2 separate regions of the Homo sapiens genome follow, and region 2 is linked to region 1. The links are chromatin contacts, found by Hi-C in ENCODE. All regions are on one chromosome and are shown on one strand. Each heading gives the region's core, a stretch centred on a gene start or an enhancer-like site at or near the end of the contact. The rest is flanking DNA. Distances are from core to core; before and after follow the strand shown.

What was found. Hi-C counts contacts between places; a loop is a spot of excess contacts on that map. Pooled maps may share reads with other maps.
Region 2: a loop to region 1 is called in a pooled map, with 2.5 times the contacts of the local background. The contact joins two enhancer-like sites. A Hi-C loop is called at or near these places in 3 of 50 pooled maps.

Annotation. Positions count from the first base shown.
Region 1 is chr6:148,558,964-148,561,663 of GRCh38, reverse strand. No RefSeq gene overlaps it. Among named protein-coding and RNA genes, the nearest start is that of UST, 190 kb to the left of the region's middle. RefSeq lists a silencer at 1,638-1,817. Within about 2 kb of position 1,408, at least 9 of the 41 ENCODE cell types and tissues checked have a DNase peak (open chromatin) inside an H3K27ac peak, as active enhancers do.
Region 2 is chr6:148,676,788-148,679,487 of GRCh38, reverse strand. No RefSeq gene overlaps it. Among named protein-coding and RNA genes, the nearest start is that of UST, 69 kb to the left of the region's middle. Within about 2 kb of position 1,352, at least 4 of the 41 ENCODE cell types and tissues checked have a DNase peak (open chromatin) inside an H3K27ac peak, as active enhancers do.

The sequences.
Region 1 (2,700 bases), core at 159-2,658:
AGCACAGTGGACCAAGTGCTGGTGGCTCAATGTAAATTTCAAGGCCCCAGGAACTCCTTCACTGAAGATACTCATAGTTTTTAACCCTTACTATGCATCAGAATAACTTGTGGAACTTGCAAAAACTCATGAATGTCCAGACTTCATTCCCTGAAGTTCAGATTCAATTGGTCTGCAGTAGGCCCCGGGCAGCCTCCTTTGCAAAGCTTCCCAGGTATAATGGTGTTCTACTCTCCCCAGTTATTCAATGAAACACAAACTTAGGTGTTTCTATGAAGGTATTTTGTAGATGAAATTAAAACCCCAAATCAGTTGACTTTAAGTAAGGGAGAGTATCCTAGACCAGCAGTCCCCAACCGTTTTGGCACTGGTCACCAGTTCCATGCAAGAAAATTTTTCCGTAGATGGGGTGGGGTGCGAGGGGATGGTTTCAGGATGATTCAAGCATGTTTCATTTATTGTGCATCTTTCTTTCTATTATTATTACATACTCACCATAATGTAGAATCAGTGGGAGCCCTGAGCTTGTCTTCCTGCAACTAGATGGTCCCTTCTGGGGGTGATGGGAGGCAAGGACAGATCATCAGGCATTAGATTCTCATAAGGAGCCTGAAGCCTAGATCCCTTGCATGTGTAGTTCACAGTAGGGTTTGCGATCCTGTGAGAATCCAATGCCACTGATCTCACAGGCAATCAGATCCTAACAGGCCATGGACTGGTACCAGTCTGTGGCCCAGGGGCTGGGGACCCCTGTCCTAGACAATCCAGATGGGCCTGATTCAATGCATCAGAAGGCCTTAGAAGCAAAGCTGAGGCGTCCTTGATGAAGAAGAAATGTCATGGTGGACAGCAGCATCAGCTGGTGTCTGTGAGTTCCAGCCTGTCCTTCCTGATGATCAGCCTGCCCTATGGATTTCAGACTTGCCTCGTCACACCTCGCAATTAAGCCAATTCCGTGCAAAAAATCTCGAATTATACATCTCTCACGGGTTCTGCTGAGAACCAGGGAGTTATTCAGTAGTTGTTAAGCCAAAGGGCATCAGAATAAAATAACACAAGGTCAAATCTCATCTCTTCTCCCTGCGACCTTCGTGGCTGCAGTTCCTTCAGCTATAAAGTGGGGATCTCGGTGTTCGGTGCACAGGCATCCTGTGAAGGGTAACTGCTCTCAGGAGTGTGTACGTTCACTACACATCAGGACTGAGTGATGGCAGCTGCTCTTATACTGCTAGGCTATTCTGGGCCATGAGCAAATAAATGTTCAGACAAAAAATGCGGCTGGTGTTCCCTCACCATTGCTTGACATCTAAAGTTTAGGGCCTTGGAGTGACCTAATCCGGCTTCCCCCAGCTTGCTCCCGCAGTAGGCAAGAGGGCGCCTGCGCACACACAGACACGTGGACGCTGCACCCCAGCAGGTGCAGGACACCGAGGCGGCCGCCCAGCTCCGGTCATGAAAGCAGCCAGGAGTTCCATCGGTCACCCATCATCGCTCTCCTGGGAGTTTTAATAGGTGTTTTGGTTACAGGACTCCAGGTCTCGCTGCTCACTTGGTGAGTCGTGGCGGTCCTGCCGGCCCTGCTGCCGCCGCACTCGGTTTCGGGGCTGCGGCTCGGCTCCGCACCGCGCGGCGTGGACGCGCTCCTCCCGGGGGCTCCCGCGCCTCCCACCAGCGCCTCCCGGCGAGCTGGCTCGGCCTCCAGCCTGGCGAAGCAGTGCCCTCTGGCGGCCACGCACTGCAGCAGCGGCTCGCTCGGCAAGACGGAGGCCGAAACCTGAAACCGGCTCTGGGCCCTGATTTCTTTCTAAGCCACTGTTTTTTGACTTGGAAATCCATAAGAAATCCAAAATTGTAGGTTTTTCTCTTTTTTTATGAAACAATTTTTGTATTTTCCACAGACAATAAATTAGATGTTTCTGTTCCTGGTAGTGCCCAATGTGAGGATGGATACATTTAGCACCTGCACATGTGAAGGTGACCCGACATTAAAAGTAGGGAAACTCCGTGTGGATTTCGGTGATGAGCTACACGTTCACAAAACCACCCTTGATAGTCATTTCCACAACTTCCAGTCCTGAGAACTGGTCACTCCAGCAGGTTTAAGGTAATAATCTGTGGGTCAAAGTTAAGTCAAAGTTAAGCCTTGGATACGCAGAGAGGAGCCGCCTCTTTGTCTATTTACCTTGTCACTAGCCATCCGCGTATGGACCTCAGCCCCTCGTGTCACCCCTCTGGGTCTCCGTCTCCTAACCTAGGAAAGAAGAGGGTTAAAATAGAGCCTCTTCAGCGTTTGCATTTAGGATCCAAGGGCTAGTCATTCTGGAATAGTCATTCATTCAGCAAATACCACGTGTCAAGTGGAGAGGGTTCAGGTTCACCAGGGAGCAAACCTGTGCGTTCCCGGATGTTAAATTGTAGCAAGGGAGAAAGGTACTAAGCAATAAACCTAAAGATGACACAGTGTGTTAGAAGGTGAGAATGAACGCCAGGTGGAAACTGGCACAGGTGTGGGACTCGAGAGTGGTAGCCCAGGGAAAGGCTGAGGGAGAGGCAGTTTCAGATGACGGAATCAGGCCAGGACTCTGAAAAGTGTCCTTTGAGCAAAGACCTGTAGAAGGGCATGAGAAAACCACAGGGTCTTTCTGAAGAAGAGACTTCCAGGCAGAAGGAAGCCTGCAGAGGCCCGAGGTGAGAGCGGTC
Region 2 (2,700 bases), core at 103-2,602, 120 kb before region 1:
TAAAGAGATATTGTTTAAAAGTTCTCCTCTGCAGTAAGCATCACAAGCCCCTGTATGAGTTGATGGGAAAGGCAGGACCTTGTAAGGCTGAGTGTATTAGTCCATTATCATGCTGCTAATAAAGGCATACCTGACATTGGGTAATTTATAAAGGAGAGAGGTTTAATGGACTCACAGTTCCACATGGCTGGGGAGGCCTCACAATCATGGCAGAAGGCAAAGTAGAAACAAAGGCATGTCTTACATGGTGGCAGGCAAGAGAACATGTGCAAAGGAACTCCCCTTTATAACACCATCAGATCTCATGAGACTTATGCACTATCATGAGAACAGCACTGGAAAGACCTGCCCCCATGATTCAATTACATCCCACCACGTCTCTCCCACGACATGTGGGAATTATGGGAGCTACAATTCAAGATGAGATTTGGGTGGGGACACAGCCAAACCATATCACCGAGTAAGACCATGATGAGGAGTCATAGCCACTTTAGATGCTGTCACTTGGTGAGCAAGTCAATGTCTCTAGACCCAGTCATTGGCCATTGCGTGTCCACATGGATGTTCACTATCAGTGAGGAAAGGGTTTCACGGTACCCACAGCTTGCTTCTAATTCTGAGGACTTCCTCTTTTGTAGCCCCCTCTCCTGTCTAGGCCCCTGATGGTGTTTGGGCCCCTGAGGGAAGAGGAAAGACTAATACTGTCCTCTCCTATGGCCCTTGGAAAGCTGAGGCAGTGGAATCTACTAAAGAGGTTCATCGTCCCAGCAAATTTTATCTTCACAGTTCAGAATGCTAGTGCTGTCTCTCCAGCACCAGCCCCATGTCCAGATGGCATGGGCAAATGCTTGAGAGCCCTGCCAGGGCCACAGTATTACTGAGATTCCCAATTGCTGATGACCCTTGAGGTTTTTCTCCAGAGAGCCTCATCTAAAACATCTTTGTGTAGGACCAGTTCACGACATACTGATGTAGTGACCCGAATTAATTAATCCACTTACCTACGACGAATAGTGCCCTAAGGAATGCGATATAGACCAAAGAGGGCAAGGCTGGAAAGCTCTAGAACACAGCCCATAATGTAACCATAGAACTAGGAAGAAAGCTGTGAAAGAAAAGGTGATCTCCCCAATTCAGAATTTGTCATGTCTCAGAACTTCCTCTTTCTATGCTATTATGGGTCTTGCTCTCAAGATAATTCACTCAGCACAGGCTTTCAGAATTTCTGCTTTTCAACAAATGAACCAAATTCCTTTAAGCTAGCACCAGCCTCATGGTTGGCTGCCCCTTTTCTCACCTAATGTAATTATTTCCTGTGAAGATGGATTGGAGTTGAGATTTCATAATGCTGCCGTAACATTTCTCTCTCACTCTCCTGCATCACACTCACAGTGACATTTGGGCCATTTTTTGCCTCTGCATAAATGCACAATCTTGCCATCCATCATGCCAAGGGCAACTATGAATGAAATGAGCATTAAGCATATTAGTTTTCAATGCTATTAAAGCCATTAAACATATTAGCAGGCCCATTACTTTATTTTCCTACGGATTTTTTAGTATTGTGACCTCCAGTCATGAAGAAAATGCAAAGCCTTCCCAAGCAAAAGCTGCTATGAATGTGGGTAGGAGGTGAAGTTCACATGGGCCAAATCAGATCATTAATGGAAAATTATGCTGCCGCATGACATGGGCAAGTGTGAGATATCACACAACCAAGGAAGACACTGGCCTGTGCATGCTTTCCCACGCACCCAGTCGTACACAACTCATTAATTTGAAAACCAAAAAGAGGAAGTGAAATTAGGAATTTCAGTCTCCGTCTACCTCTCTTCTGATCTACCTTTAAATGGCAGCTACAGAAACAGAATAGTCTGAAACGCCAGAAAAATGTAAAAGTTCTTCATTTAAGTTTAGAAAAAGGAAGCTAAAAATAACCTCTAATTGAAGGAGTTATTTCAGAACCAGACTTGAAAACATTTAGCATAGTCTTTTAATTAATTTATTCTGAGGATAGTGCTGAAAATATATCTATCTACCTAATAGCAGAGAGAAAAATCTCCAACTTTGCCTTCTGGCTAGATTCGTTTTACCCTTACTGATATTTCCTCCCCTTATTTGTAGTTTTTGTTTCAATTATCCATGGTCACCTGTGGTCTGGAGATTGATGATTACAGTGCAGTAAGATATTTTGAGAGAGAAAGAGAGACCATAGTCACATAACTTTATTTTATTTTATTTTGTTTTATTTTATTTTATTTATTTGAGATGGAGTCTCTCTTTGTCACCCAGGCTGGAGTGCAGTGGCACCATCTCAGGTCACTGCAACCTCTGCCTCTTGGGTTCAAGAGATTCTCCTGCCTCAGCTTCCCGAGTGACTGGGATTACAGGTGCCCACCACCATGCCCGGCTAATTTTTTTTATTTTTAGTAGAGGCAGGATTTCACCATGTTGGCCAGGCTGGTCTCAAACTCCTGACCTCAGGTGATCCACCTGCCTCAGCCTCCCAAAGTGCTGGGATTACAGGCATGAGCCACCATGCCCGGCCCACATTCACATAACTTTTATTATGGTATATTGTTCTATTTTATTATTAGTTATTATTGTTAATATTTTGCTTGCTTAATTTATTAATTAAACTTTACATTAGGTATGTATAGGAAAAAACGGTGTAAACAGGATTTCGTACTGTGATGGTTA